2 separate regions of the Mus musculus genome follow, and region 2 is linked to region 1. A link is a loop called in an ENCODE intact Hi-C map of the cell type or tissue named here. Cell type or tissue: left cerebral cortex. All regions are shown on one strand.

Region 1 (8,000 bases):
TAAGCAAAGCACCTGCTGGGGCCTCCATGTCCAACACAGACAGCCCTTGCAGTTCAGACTGCACACTGTAAGAAACCTAACCAAGGGACAGGGGCAAAGTACTTCACTGAAATCCAGTCACTTAATAGGTTACCAGGCAATCACCCACCCACAAGAAAAGGTACCTGTTCCTAAGCTGCACACAGACATCATACAGGCAACATGAACCCTTTCCTCCAGAACCATCTACATGCCTAGACATGTGGCATGTGTCCCACATCTTCAGTGTTCCATGGAGCATAGATTCTCTACTCTCCCTTGACCTGCACTAAAGATGATGTCATCATCCCAGGATGGGCACCCCACGGGAGTTCCTCAGAAGCACCTAGACCTTTAAGAGTCCTTCCTTGAGCACAGCATTTAAGGAACAAACAAGTCCTCAAGCAACACACTCCATCAGCTCCCTCTTGCTTGGTGTGGCATGAGACTACTTCTGGGTAATCAGGGTTGAGGGCAGAGGATAGACAATGTGGGGCCTGCGGGATGATCAAGAACAGGTCTGCAGTGAGTGAAGGGAAGCTCTGATGAGGGAAGCCCTAGCCCCTACCTCTTAGGACCCTGCAGCTCCAGGAGTCAATTGGGGAGGGGAGCTATCACAGGAGCCATCCCTTCCAAGTATGGCTACTTACCCTGAAAGCACAGGAGAAGCAAGATAAAGGCCCTGGGGACAATGACTTTAATGACTTTCCAGGGGAAGGCAAAACTTCCTCGCCTCCCATGGCACCCCTGTAAGAAAGAGGCTCTCCGGTTTAGTCCAGAGGGAAAGCCCTCAGCTCTCCACCCTGCACAAACAGGAGCCCTGCAGGCAGGCGATGATGCACAGAGGAAGCTGACCCAGGCTGGCTGCCTACTAATACCCCACCATTGAACCGGAGACCACCAATCCAGCAGCTTGCTGACCCCTCCAGCTCCTCTGCTGCCTCTTCCTCTTCCTCTGGTTTGGGAAGGAGGAGGGGCATCCACGTTCTCTAGGGAGTAGAGCCCCGCGAAGTGACCCCGTTTCACAATGAAATTGAGCTGCCATTTTCATCTTCTTCCCAAATGTCAGCAGAGCTAGATCAGATTAGGAAGTAATCTCTTGCCCAAATTCATTTCCGAACAGGAGAGGTGGCTGCGGGCGGGGCGAAGTTTGTTGTTTCTTTCCTTATTCCCACCCGGCTTTCCCTCCCCATACCTGGGTGGGAACAGCGAGTACAAGTTGAAAGGAGTGCCCTTAAGGGACCCTAGCAAGGCCGGGGCGCTGAGGGAAGCCCCTCTCCTCCGTATGGAGCAGCCATAAGGGCCTGCACTCTGCAGCAGCAGCAGCAGCAGCGGTGGCTGGCGGCGTTTGTTCTCAAATAGCTCCCACAGATCAGAGAGGCCCCCCGGGGCGTCCGTCCTGGGCTGCAGAGAAACAGAATAAGGGACCAGAGTGCACAGGGCCCGGGGGACAGTCGCTGGTTGCGACTGTGAGTTACCTTCCACCTTTAGGCTGAGGTCCCATCCCTGGTCCCTGGCCTTGGCATCCCCAGTCATGTAGTCTCCCACCCCAGGGGCCAGGGTGGTAAAGGGGGAGAGGAAAAGCAATTACAACAGAGAGAGAGGGAGAGACAGAGACGGAGAGAGAGACAGAGACGGAGAGAGACAGCAGACAGAGCGACAGAGAGACAAAGACAGACACAGAGACAGAGAGACACATACAGACAGAGAGACACAGGAAGAGAGAGAGAGAGAGAGAGAGAGAGAGAGAGAGAGAGAGAGAGAGAGAGAGAGAGAGAGAGAGCACAAATAAATGGCCAAGGAACTGGTCAGTATCCTGCACGAGGCCTCACTTGATGCACTAGTGACCAGAACACAGCCGTTGGCCTGAATACTTAATTACCCCCAAGTGAAAATTCCCCATCTAATTTGATATTTGGTTCTTTGCAGATGCTATAGCCTTCGTAAATAATATACAAAGTAAGAAACCTAATCCCGCCTGCTAGAATGTTTAATTCATCATTATGCGAGCTAATTGGAAGGTGATTATATGGTAATTGCTCATTAGTGGTGTATATTTATCGCTGTACCTTATGTCAAGGCCATGGGAATTGTGTAGAGTCTGTTCTCTCATTTCAAGGATCAGTTTCAGAAGCAGGAGTGAAGCAAGCAAGATCAAGTTCTTCCTGACGTCAGGGTCCAGTCGGGGCTATGGAGACCCAAGCTATATATAGGACCTGGAGGTAGCTGAGGCCAGGAGCCGCCCAAAGTCCTATATATAGGTTCAGTCGCCACGATCTGGGAGATTGCTGACAACCAGTCCACAGCAAGGCAAAGCTGGTCCTTCTGGCTCAATTTCCAAAAGCGACCCCAATCCCCTGCCTAGGCACTGCTGGGGCCCCTCAGGTGCGTCTTGGTCCTTGGGTGTATTCTGAGAAGCCCCATACTGTCTCTAGGGCTCCTCTGATGAGTATGCAAAGCGACAGTAAAGGTGGAGTTGGGGGAGGGGCGCGGGGGAGGAGATGTCAGGGGGTAGAAAAGCTCAGGTTTGGTTTGGAAATTAAGCGTGGGATGGATCTAGGTGGGTTGACTTGGAGATGGATAAGGAATTTGGGATGACAAAGGTCTCCTTTTCCTCCCCCTCCCTGGGGTGTGGGACCATCCCCACCTTGGTCATCTGTGCCAAAATTTCTCTCCAGTTAGCCTTTCAGTAAAGTAGGATGCGGGCTCCATGACCGGACAGTGTGAGCTGGCACCTAGAAAAGGAGTGCAAAGTCTCTGGGGTGAGTGGCAAGCCAGGGAGAAGGAACTGTAAGCATAAAGAAAGGCAGGATGTGAGCCCTTCCCAGTCCCACCAGCTGCAGCTGGGTTAGAAACTTGGGAGAGGCTGGGCAGCAGGTCTGAGGCCTCTAGGGTGTGAGAGGGCAGCTTGGTCTGCAGGGGAACCAGGAAGGAACAAAAGGGGGCCATGGCCACAGGACTAGGCCCTGACTCTTGGGGACTAGCCTCCAGGAGCGCATTTTTGCACGTGGTTGTGATCTTTGGCGCGCTCTGGCGCCCCCTCAGAGGAGCGCGTTGGCTTTTGCCCTTATAGAGACCTCAGCCCCGGGCACAGGCACCGGTCCCCAGCCTGCAGCAGGCACCCCGACTTGCAGCCTCGGGCCCTCCCAAGCTCCCCTGCTGGGCAACAGGCTCTAATGAACAAAAGGCCAATTAGAGGCTGGGGCGCGGCTGATGAATGGACCTTTCGCTTTCAAGCGTGGCACTGCTTCGGGTTTCCTGGCGCACAGGATCGCGCCTGGAGAAGTTGCCTCCCGGAGCCGGGTCACGGCTGGGGTCAGAGGGTTCTCAAAACTCCAACTTCCCCCTCGCTACGGGGCTGGTTGGGGAAAATAAATCAGGAGGCTAAGGCACAGACTGTTTCCGGGCTCCGCATCCCGGCGTGGTGGCCTAGTACTATAAGGCAATCCTCGACCTCGCCCGCGGCTGCTCCGAGGCAGCACTCAAATAAATCAAGTGCTGATTGCAGAAATAATAGAGTTCGGCCTAGAAAAAGATGCGCAGTTACAAAAACTGTCTGTTGTTTACCGAACTCCAGAAGCTGGTGGTGCACTTCGAGAATAACACCCCAACACAAGCCTCCACTCTTCTCATGCGTAGACCCCAAGATACAAAAATGCAACATTAAATGCTGGACATGGATGTTCATTAAGGGAATTCCCCCCAACCCAAACAGGAAGAAGAGTCCCCACAAATCACAAACACCATACCATCCTCTAAAACGCAAACAAACGATATCCACAGATATCTTATACAACCAGACCTGGTGCACAAATCTAATAAGCTGTATGTTCACACCTTATTAGGCGCTTCATTCTCAGCCCTATGACTGCAAGTTCTTGTCCTGACGCAAAACAATACAGAGCCACGAGGGAAGCTGGACATCTTGCCACAATCTATGCAGGGAACTCTAACTTCCTCAGCTTTTGCGTAAAGTAAACAATCAGCACGGATACAAACAAACTTGAGTCCTAGGTGAGAACGCTCAACTGAGTTTCCATAATCCACAAACACAGCTGTAGGGTGGACCGAGACACATACCTATTACAAACGTACTATCACAGACCTCCAGCCTAACCGACCCATATACTGACTTACAACTGCCCACTTGTGGGCAGCCCAGTCTGGCCCCCATCTTACCACCACAGAACAGGGCACAGAGCCAAGCCTCCGAACCTTCAGAATCCCTCCCCAACCCGCCAGTGTGTCCAGGACTTTGTTTCCTGAGACTCGAGGCCGGACGGGGAGGAGCCCAAGTTTCCCAAACCACGCTCAGGCCGGGGGGGGGGGGGGGGGGGGCTTTCAAGTCGGATCGGCCTGGCTTGCCTCTGTAGCTGCCACAATCCGCCCCTATTACAAAAGTGGCCCGGCAGGTTCCGGGCCTCGGCCAACGTGCCCGCTCCGGCTCGGTTCGGCTGCCAGAAGCAGAGTTCCAGGGAGCTGGAACTCCACACATCCAGAATGTTAGCTAGGAACGGTGACTCCCGGAAATCCAAGGTTTCTGCCAGAACCAGATGGTTTTAGTTGCTTCGGGAAGTTATGTGTTCGAAGGGAGAAATACTCAGCTCAGGTGTATATCGCAGGAGAATGTAGTCCTGGCCCGCTTCCACTTGACCCTATTAGGAAAAAGGAAACTGAAAACCTGGGATGACTGAACATTCTTTGGCACAGGGGGGGACACACTGGTGGGGCGGGGCAAATATGTCAATTTACAGCCTGCAAGTCACAGGCAAGACAAGGGACAACCAGCATGCAGTTAGTTGGCTGTGCTCTGGAAGTAAAGCTCAGCCCTGCCCACTAGGCACATAGAGAGCCCTGCCCAGAGCATCCAGGCCTGGCACCTACGGAACACGAGTGGGAACTCAGCTTCCACTGGCCACAGCCAAGCTCCAGTGCACAGCAAAGGGGACTGGACGCGAAGCACATGCGCCCCCGCTCACCCTGACCCAGCCCTACGCCCAGATAGGCATCGTGGGATGGCATCTCGCAAATATTTATATTCTTCAGCGCCACGGCAGCCCGCGCCCACATTAGACGCTCTAATCCTGCCACTTTAAATAGATGAATTAATAAAGCAAACGAGCGGCTAATAAGCTGACTGTCCTGCCTTTTTGAGGCGGGGGGAAGGACTCGAAAGTGCGCCAAATTTGTTTGCAGTGGATCAAGGCGAGCCGCCTCTGCTTCACTTTCTTTATCTTAATTCCGACTTGAAAAGATATAATTATCTAGTTTGAACAGAGCGGCTATCAAATCCTTCTTTGGGCCGGGAAGGGGGGCGTTGGAGTGGATTGCGGCTCTCTGAGCCGCTCGGTGCAGCCGGAGATAGCGCGTAATGAAGATGTGGAGGCCCGAGATACAAAGGGCATTAACCTCATTAGCATGAAACCTTTTCTTCCTACCATTGTGGGACCCTTTCAGCCGCCTAATCCCCCCTATTTTCAAAGCTTGGTTTGTAATAAAGCTTTTAGGTTTTTTTTTTTTCCCCCTCAAAGCTAATAGTATTCTCTGATGATTTTATTGCTGTCACACTGCATAGGACATTTAGAAAAAAAACTCTTCACCACTCCCCTTTCTCGTACTTAAATTTAAGTTTATGGTTACTGCAGAAAGCTTTTTTCCAAGATGGTACTTTTTTAAATAAAAGGGTCAGTCTCAGTTGTAAGGAGACTATACTCTACTCTATATCCAAACCATTCCAGGTTTGGGAGGGTGGGATGCATGAAGAAAGTAACCTGCTCTTAGCAAAAGGGAGAACAGTCAGTGATGGACCATCCCACTGTGGAAGCAGCCCAAGCCCCACGCATCTTTGTGGAATTCCCGAGTTGCACCTGTCCCTGTGGAAGGCAAGCCCGGATCTTCCTGAAACCTCTCTACTACCGGTACCCACAATACAAACTCCAGAGGAACGGCCTTTGTGAGCTCAAAGTATGAGCAGCCAGGTCTGCCCAGGGACCAAGACCAAGGGGAGAAGGGTGATAAACAGAGATACAGGGGCAAGAAGAAAAAAAAAATAAGAGGGAGAGAAACAGAGAATGAATTCTCCTTTAGAGGAGGGGAGGAAAAACAGAAAGAAAAGATTCCATAGTGCCCTAAAGTCCCCACACGTGCACGGAATGTCTAATCTTAACTTTTCAAGGCAGGATGTTAACAAAGCTTGTATTTTTGCCCCTGCATTGTAACTTGGCCTTATCACAGTGTAAAGGGTGGGGGAGATTGTCCTAAATTATGTCCAGGCAGCCCCCCTGGATCCGTGGATTAAGAGATTAAAGGAGACCACTGGGCAAGGCCTCCTCTTTTCCCTTCATATTCCTGGTATGATAATTGCTTAAACTGATTTGCACTTTCACAAAAGCTCACAGGACGCTTTGTAGCTCGAACAGAACAGACGAGGTTTCTCTATCAATGGAAATAAAACTGATTAATGCAGCCTATCGGGATAGGAAGCAAATGAAGCATGCAAAAAACAACCTCATACCCTCGGCAGGGGGAGGACAGGGAAAGAGCGAAGTTTTCTTTGAGAATGGTTACAACTTTTACTTTAATGTTAAAATTAAGAGTGGAAGATCTCTCAGAATGCTTGCCTTATAAGGCTTCGGGGGCCTTTGGGTTCATCTCCCTCACTTTATGCAGATTAGAGTGAAAGAGAGAGGAAAGGAGAAAAGAAAAGAGAGAAGAGGAGGCTGACTTGTCCTGAAGGGGTTTGAAGTCAGAAATGAAGTTAGAAGCCCCAGACCTCGGGTTCTAAGAATATTCTCCAGGCCAAAACTAGGTTCTAAACTTTACAAAGAAAAGGAAATCAGAAGTAAAGTGAAGGGTTTTTTTTTGTTTTGTTTTGTTTGTTTGTTTGTTTTAGTTTTTTAGCCTGGAGTTGAAACTAAAATCCTTCAGCAAAGTTGCTTGGACAGCTTCTCTCCTCTTCCTCTTCTGAAAGAGTTTGGCTGTCTTAAGCATCTCCCTTCACATCTCTTTAAAATACAAGCCCTCAAAAGCCACCAGTCTGGCTCTTTTGTGGGCGGGGAGTCAGGGTCTCTGGAGCCTAGCTGGAGAAGGCCCACATTCGAATTAAAGAGTTACTTTTGTAAAGATCCACTTCAGTTTCCCAAGACAACTACTCTGAGGGCATATTGATAAATCTTTATTGACAAAATATTGACATTGACATACTTCTTGGAAGTATATAGTGTGTTAGAATTCTAACAAATTAACACAAAACACAAAAATATTTACAATCTGGTATAGAAGACACTAAGGAAGCATTTGTAACCCTCTTTAGTAAGTCTATGGTCTTGGAAGAGAAACTCAGTGCTTGAAAACTCCCATGTCCTTGGCCACGCCACCATCACCCCATTAAATACAGTCCTTCCTTCCACTTTTGCAATAGACAGACTTAAAAGTTCTGAATGGCCATTATGATGAGTGGCTGGATGCAGTCAATCTCTCCAACCACTAAAAGGAAAAGTTGACTTGGTGATTTAAAGTATCAGAATGTTAGGAAAGGAAATATCCAAGAAATAGAATTAATTTGGGTCTTTTATCGTGGGTTGTTTTTACCCCTAGCATGAGTCCTGATTCTTCTCAGGGGCACCCTCCCCCGCCCTCCATCCCAGTCCTGCTCCCTCATTTCTCTGTCAGAGGACCACTATCTCCGAGCCTACTTCGTTTAGCTTTCACAATCACTTTGACAATAGAAGGTATCAAAAAAGTGTTTTTACAGACTGAACATTTCTCAGAAAAAAAATAAAAAATAAAAATACACAGAACCTGTCTTTAAAAGAGGAATAAAATTACAATTCAGTTTTTAGACACCATTCGCCCGACAACTGCTACATGCAATTCAAGTTTTGAAACAGGTGTAGGATGGGGCTAGACATGGAATTTTGTATGTTATTTCTAATTAAAGATGAGGGGGAAACACTGTGAAGTGCAAAATTAAAAGTCCTGTG
Region 2 (8,000 bases), 180 kb before region 1:
ATCCCACTGTGTCCAATAATTAATGTTTCTTCCCTCACTGCAACGCCATTAATAAGGGGGCTCTTCCAAGAATCGGGTAATTGGCTGGCTAGGCGTCATTAGAGTATTTATAGATAAGCTTGGGTCTAGAGACAGAGAGGAAGGCTGACTGTGTTTATTTAGACACTATTATCTATCGCTAATGTGCTATCTGCGTGCCGATCGTCCCCGTTCTCTGGGCTCTAATGATACAGAGCACACTCACAGTGTGACTTCTGTGACCTGCAAGTTGCCTTTGTCTCTGCTCTCCACAGCGGACAGAGAAGGAGACGCAGGGCTTGCAACAGCTCCTGTGACTCTCATTCTTTCCTGGTGAACCTCTCCTTTCCTCTGAGAAATTTAGAATGAGGATCTCAAACTACCAGAAAGACAGTTTCTCCTAATTAAACCTCAGAGGAGGGGAGCTTTCTGGGCTTTGTGATTATCTGAAGGGTTTTTTGAAAATGGAAATTTTGTTTCTTTGTAGGAAGAGGAGGAAGAGGCAGGCAGCTTGGATTTCAAAGTGTCTCTCCAGCAATGAGGGACTGGAGCAGGCTGATCAAGTGAGTGGAATCTCTCTCTCTCTCTCTCTCTCTCTCTCTCTCTCTCTCTCTCTCTCACACACACACACACACACACACACACACAAGTGTGCATGCGCACATATACATATACATGTACATACATGCATACACACATTCAAAGAAGCACACACACAAACCTACACACACATTTACACAAGTACACACATGTGCACACACACACACACACACACACACACACATACACACATCGCTGACAGAGAAGAGCTTCTTGGATCCTGGGATGGGGGGACCATCACCATCACCAGGACAATAGTGAACACACGCTTACTGACATGTACACAGTGAAATCATCTCCAGAAAAATCAACTCACAATCTGAGTCCAAAAGTCATTTTAAAAAGATAAAAAGGAGGCAGGCAGAGGCAGGCAGTTCTCCATAGGTTCAAGGTCAGCCTGGTCTACATACCAAGTTCCAGACTGGCCAGGGCTACACGGTAAGACCCTGTTTCAAAAAAAAAAATCAAATAAATAAATAAGTGCTCTAACATTATTGATATCTAATATTAGTGTTAAAAAATCAAAGTACCCTGTAAATTATCCCTTTTGTTAAAAAAAATCACTCAAAATCTCTCTCTCTCTCTTTCTCTCTCTCTCTCTCTCTCTCTCACACACACACACACACACACAATCAGTTTTTAAATGCTGAAATTGTGACTTGGGAGATAGCTCAATCTGCAAAGAGTTTGATGCATGAGGACTGAGTTCAGACCTCATCACCTCACCCCCACCCCTACCCCCACAGCTGTATGTGTTGGCACACACCAGTTCTAGTACCAAGGAGGTGGGGACTGGGCACTGCTGTGAGTTGCTGGCCAGATATTCTGGCTGAATCTTTGCGCTCCAAATTCAGTGAAAGAATTTGACTCAAAGGTAATATGACTCAAAAGTAATATGGGAGAGAGTAATTGAAAAGATAGCGGACACATACACAAATCACAAATGGACACTTTGTAGCAACAACCTATTAAAAACAAATCTTGCTATGGGGGAGATGATGCTCTTTTCAGATCCACGGTGACTTGATCCATCTCATCCACTTCCAACCTGGCTTGATCTTAAAGCTGTTCTCTCCTTGTTTTTTGTTTTGACTTTTCCTTTGTGTGTGTCTCTGCTACATGTGTGCATGCATATGCATGTATTTGAAACAGGGCTTCTCGTGGGTCTATAGCTATAGTTCATCAATTGGTTAGGCTGTCTAGACTGTTTCTACTTCTCAGTAAAGGGAACACAAGGCGGCACCACTACACTTTTAACATGAATTCTGGAAATCAAATTCCAGTCTTCACATTGGTAGGGCAAGCACTTTACCTACTGAGCTATCTCCGTGGCCGAGATTTGTTTGTTTACAACTGTGGATTCATGTAACCTGGGCTATTTTTGAAGTTGATTCATATTGGAGGATAGCCTTAAATGCCTGTCCCTCTTAGCTCCACATCCCAAGTGCTGGATGGGGTTAGAGGTGTATACCCCCATGCCTGACACTAAAAGCTCTTCTTTTCATGGTCTGTCTCTAGCCACATACGGCTTCCACAGCTTTCCCCTACAAAATAAAGCCACCAGATTGTGGACTAATGATTTCCCAGAAACAGGACTGGACAATACATGCATGTAGCATCACCATCTATAACTCAGCAAACACTGCATGGTGCAAAACCCTGTGCTCAGGGTTAGGCACTGCTCTGTGTTGCATGGAATAGTAGGGAAAAGGAATACAGGAGACCTCATGAGCTCAGCACCTGCCTCTGAGATGAGGCTGGGGCTGATGATGCTCATGCTGTGGGGTTGGACTTGAAAGAAGAGGGCAGCAGGCATAAAGGGGGGACTCTGCCTACACATTCATGACTCTCAAGCAGGAGCACATTGGCCTCATCTTTGAATGCATCTGCCTGGTAGATCCTCTCTGCTTCTCTCCTGTCTCCCCTCTCTTCTCTCCACACACACAGTCAAGAGCTTGATTTGTCTCTGTTTTGGAAAAAAAAAAAAGGCTCCCAGAATATTGACCTGTGTGTGAACGCATGATGTAATTTGCAAATTAAGTATGTAATGCTTTTAGCAACAATGTGGCCTTTCCTCCTGTATACCCCACCACTGGGACCAGCTAATTTGCGGGCACATCTGCTGTAGGTGTTGGGGAATACTCTGGGAGATATTCTTAGCTCCTGGCCTGGGGGCTAAATGTCGAGAGGCTGGCTCCTGAGATACAACGATGCCTGAGGCAGCAGTCAGGTAACGGGACCAATCAGAGATTTACAAGACATGGGCAAGTGGCCTGCGTAGATCAGAAAACCAGAATAAGAGTCCTACCATTGCAAGCAGGTAACCGACAGCCACGGTAAAGGAGAAAGCTGTTCCACCAACAAGCAAAGCGTGAGAATGCTCTTCTGATAGCACCTTAATTTGCATAGTGGCTGCTGTGTAGGTGGCTTCCTGCAGCTGCCAGAGAGAGGGATGCAAGGGAAGAGAAAATGAGATCTAGTCATCATGCTTGTCTGAAAGAACCTCCACTCCCACCCTTCAGATTTAACCTTGGCTCCTCCTTAAAGTTCAGAGATGACATAGTTTGTGTACATTTAGAATAGTCTGAGCAGCATAGCACCTTAACCGTGACATAGAACCAGACAAAATGACACATGGCATATTTCCATAAGGGTATGTGCTAATGTGATGTCACTAGTGCACCCCAGACACGATTTAGGCACACATGCTTAGGTATGAAATCAGAGTGCTATGATACAAACTGATAAGTATATTGCTTTGAGTGAGGTGGCAAGATAGTTGTTATTTAAAGTGCTTGCTGGCAAGCCTGAGAGCCTGAGACTCATGCCTAGGGCCCACATGGCAGAAGAGAAAACTGAACCTGGCAAACTGTCTCCTTCCTTTCACACGTGTACCATGGAATGCCCATTCCCACTCCAAAGACACAGGCACAGATACAGACAGACAGAGACAGAAAGACAGACAGTCAGACACACACACACACACACTCTGTAACAACAGAAAAAGTCACAGATGCCCAATATTTCCAACACAGTGACTGCAACTTCGCCTAGCTAAAACAGAGCAGCTTCCTTCTCTTCCACCAACCATGGACATTGTACACTGTAGCACACACTGAATCCGTGAAATAGAGCAGCCTGGGAAAATGACAGAGTCCCCTCTCTGCACCCCCCCAAGACAGTGAGGACAGGGACAATATAATAACTAGCCCCACACTGATCCTATCCAAGAAGTATAATCGGTGGGAAGAGAAACACCCTTCTTCTAACCAAGACCTTGGAAATACCTGCAGGTGGGCTGGGTAAGACAGGAGTCCCCTCCACAGGCCAGAACCTTGCAGACCTTTCTGAGGCTCAGCTCAGGCTTCCCACAAGGATCAAGCTTGGTAGTGCCCTGTGGCTCACCCAGAAAACCCCAAGCCTGTTGAGAAGCAGACAGACCTTTTGGGAGCTGACAAGAGAACTCATTTCTCTGCATGTATCTTGATCTAGCACCCAGGCCAGGAGGCCTAGGAAGAGAGACCAATAAATATGATAAGCAGAAAGGGTTTCTCAGCCCATCTGTGGCCCAAAGACTTTCCAGATCCTCACAGACTGCTTCTAACCAGAAATCAGGGTGCCTGTGTGGGGCCTCTGAGCAACGTGTGGCACCCGGCCTAGCAGCAGCGATAGACTCAGGGAAGCTTCTCCACCTTAGCATCTTTTAATGAGTCAAATCCTCTAGCTGCTGCTGGGGCCTCAGAGACCAGCTATTAATGAGCGCTTGGAATAGATGGAGCCTGTTTTATCCATGTACGGTGGCCTGGGAGAGACACTTCAATTTCCATCCCCCATCTGCTGCCATCTTCAAGTATCTCCTTAAGGGCAGGAGAACACTTTACCAGTTTTGTCTTTAAAGAGACTAGTTCAAAGAGCGCCGTGCCTCCACCAGCCCCATTCTATATGTGAGCTTTTTTTCAATTTTCAAAGTATATATTTAGATTGTATACTGAAGCCTGAGACACACGGCAGGCAGCAGGGCCCCAGCTGTACACATCTCTTTTTGCCTGCTGGGCCTGTGGGAACTGGGTGTGCCCAAATGGTTCTTGATTTGAGTCTCACAGTTGCATGTATGACTCCTAAATTGTGTGTGATAAAATGCCTGTGGAGGTGAAGCCAAAAGTGTACCCAAGGCCTTCAAAACACTATGAGGCCGTACAAGGGGTATCTCTGACCCAGGTCACAAGAGGAGTCCAAGAGAAAGGACTATATGTAGGCTGCAATTTCCAGGAGACCTTCTGAAACTAGAAGAATGTCCTGAATTGATAAGGAGGAAAAAAGAAAAAGAAATATAGACCTTAGAAGAAAATGTTGCTAGGAGGTCCTAGGACAATTGTGTTGTTCCAGAAGATTGTCATCTAACATAGGAAGTGAGGGTAAACCTAGTGAGGGGACAGTCTAGTGGTGTAACACAGAGTAGGATTTCTGGCTCTGACATTTGCCAGCTGTGTGGTTTTGGAAAAGTTGCTTAGCCTCTCCGAGTCTCTGCTTTTAATACATAAAATGGATACTAATTCTTCTGTCTACAGAACAGTTAAAAGTATACCCAGCTAGCTGGGTACAGTGTGTGTGTGTGTGTGTGTGTGTGTGTGTGTGTGTGTGTGTGTGTGTGTGTGTGTGTGTGTGTGTGTGTGTTGAGACTGTGTCACACTATGTTCATCTCTGTGGTCTGGTCATCATCAGAGCAGCAAAGCACTTCAATCTCTTTCATGCAGGGCTCTGAGCATGCTACTATGGAGAGGTCCCTGTGCACCCACTCCTGTTTCCTGCTGCAGTCCGTGTGAACACAGTTCCTCATGCCTACAGTCCTTCTCACACTTGATTCTCTGTTGTGGGTCTTTCAAGGGATTGGTTCACAAGCTTAATCTCAGAGGACAGAGACTGAACACAAGGACTTAGACAAAAAGAACTGTAAAAGAGTTGCATGTCCAACTGGACCCAGAGCACTTGTAGTTAACCAGATGTGCAAGCAAGATGCATTGGAAGGCGTTTGTAACAGGCTGTGTAACATCTTCCTCAAACTGCTCACCTGCTAGTCCCACATAGAGGATGGCAAGGGAATGGTAAGGGACCTTGGCTGTCATGGGCCAAGTTCTGGACATGATAATTATTGTATATCATTTAATTCAATCCTCTCAGTCAGGGTTCCATCCGCACCTGGACCACAGAAAAGAGGGACAAGAAACTTCGCTATTTTGCTTAAGTTCATCCAGGAAGTTCACATAGGAAGATGGCTAAATGTATAGAACACAGCTGTACAACCTGAGAACTTGACTGTGGATTCCTAACTCAAGGATAAATGGTTGGATAGGGCAGCATCCACCTCTAAGACCAGAGCTGGGAGGCAGAGACAGGCTGATGCCTGGAACTTGCTAGTCAACTAGTCTAGCCCATCAGGGACCTCCAGGGATCTCAATGAGAGCTCTTGTCTCAAAGAATAAAGTGAAGAACAGTCAAAGAAGACACAGTGGCTTGTGGTCTCCATAAGCACACACACACACACACACACACACACACACACACACACACACACACACACACACACACACATCACATCGCTCTACACGCTGAAAGGTCACAGCAAAGTTAGAATTATCTTCTACATAGAGTCTTGGTTGTATCTGTTATGGCATCATCTTGAGCTTGACTGAAAAAAACACCATGCTGACACACCTGTAGTAGATTACCAAGTCACAGGACACCTCAGCCCACGGGGACTCATCATGGACCAACACCACTACGGGGTTTTCATGTAAAGTCTTTTATGGAAGCCCCTTCTGGAACACAGAAGGCTAAGGGTCCTGTCACCCTTCTATCCTTCCCTGATCCTTTCTGCCCATCTCTAGCTCCACTGGCTCTCTCTACTCAGTGTGCTAACCCTGGGGACTTGCTTCTGGCCCTGAACTGGCTTCACTGATCTCAGGGTCTACCAAAGTACCTTCGAGAGCCCGCCTTACTCCCCTTCAACCCTTCTCCCAAGCATGTATATCTCATGAGGAGCTGGGAGGGTACCTCCTGCCCTTAATGCTTACTGATGTGCCAAGTCACACCAGGCAGTGTAAGTCCTCACTAACTTCTTATTTACAACAATTTTTGTCACATGTAAGCAGTCTGGCTTGTGGTGGTGGCAGGGTGGGGCTGTGGAGGGGGTGGTGGTTAAGTAATAATACAGCAAATTGACTGTTGAAAGTTTCTGGCTTTGACTATAAGCCTGATGGTCACCAGTTGTCCAAAGCATCTCTGGTCTCCTAATTTGATTTGCTTTTCCCTATACCACTCCCAGTGCCTACAAGTAGAGGCAAAGTGGTGGAGGCCTCCAGATGCCACGGGGCTAATAAAGCTTGCTTTCTCCCAGCATGCTCTGTGCTGTCAGAAACCGGCAATTAACTTAATAGGGTTCTTGAAATGGAGTCGATCCGGGAAATGTGGCATGTGTTGACACTCTCCTGCTGATCCAAGCTGCCTCCCACCATTGACTCGCCGGGTCTGTTTGCTGTTTGAATTATTTAGGAGCTTGTTATGTGAATTAAAAAGCAGCACTTTGCAGCGTTAAGTCTAATATTTTATGATCTTCAATTGATTAGGTAGGCTTGCAGGATTACAAGCAAAGGTTAAGGAAAAGCTCGCCTGAGACAGACAGGCGGCTCTCCCCAGCGTGGTTTGCATCTCAGAAACTTGTATGTGACTCCAGAAGGGGCCTGCCCCCTTTGCTCCCGTCCTCAGAACACATTCCAGAACCCTGTTTCTGAAGGTCAAATGGCTCTGCCCGCCAAGGACAGCAGGTTCCATGGGTCTCTGGTCCAAAAGGAGGCTGGTCCCCATGTCTACCTTGCTACAGTGGGCACTGCATAAAGGAACTAAAGACCTGCAAGGATAAGAGCTGGCTATGGAAACTCGCTGTCCAACTGGACGTGGGGTGCATGCTTCCATTGTACCGACTCTCACCAAGGGAACAGGCAGCACTCTCTGTGCATCACGAATCCACAGACTGCCAAGGCCACAGAGGCTACTCTCCATGAGCACCCTGCATGTTCTCATCCAGCCTGCCAGACAGTTGCTCGCTGTTCTCTACCCTACACTCTGCGGCTAGAGGGGTCTTTTTAGATTAGCTCAGACCATGACATTCCCCTGCTTAAAAACCTTCATTGGCTCCCCATTGCATATTAAATAGACAGGGATCACTTAATGACAGAGATACATTCTCAGAAGTGTATCACTAAGAGATATTGTGGTTGTAAAAACATCATAGAGTATACTTATACAAATAACATGGTCATGACACCACCAGATGATGTGATGCTATGAGTCCGCCAACATAGGCACTCATATATGCTACCCATCAC

Evidence for each region. Peaks named below come from ENCODE experiments on the same cell type or tissue, not always from the same donor. Only the 100,000 strongest peaks of a DNase experiment are listed, where the experiment ranks them.
Region 2: a loop joins it to region 1, with 1.9 times the contacts of the local background. A loop is called at or near these places in 1 of 42 quality-filtered maps.

Annotation. Positions count from the first base shown.
Region 1 is chr19:59,464,529-59,472,528 of GRCm38, reverse strand. It overlaps Emx2 (empty spiracles homeobox 2), which reads right to left. Exons shown (of 3, transcript NM_010132.2): 3 at 7,172-8,000. Among named protein-coding and RNA genes, the nearest start is that of Emx2, 9.8 kb to the right of the region's middle. In left cerebral cortex, a CTCF peak has its summit at 3,175; DNase peaks (open chromatin) are centred at 4,442 and 4,659.
Region 2 is chr19:59,645,865-59,653,864 of GRCm38, reverse strand. No RefSeq gene overlaps it. Among named protein-coding and RNA genes, the nearest start is that of Gm19956, 4.9 kb to the left of the region's middle. In left cerebral cortex, no CTCF peak of the experiment used is centred here; a DNase peak (open chromatin) is centred at 3,051.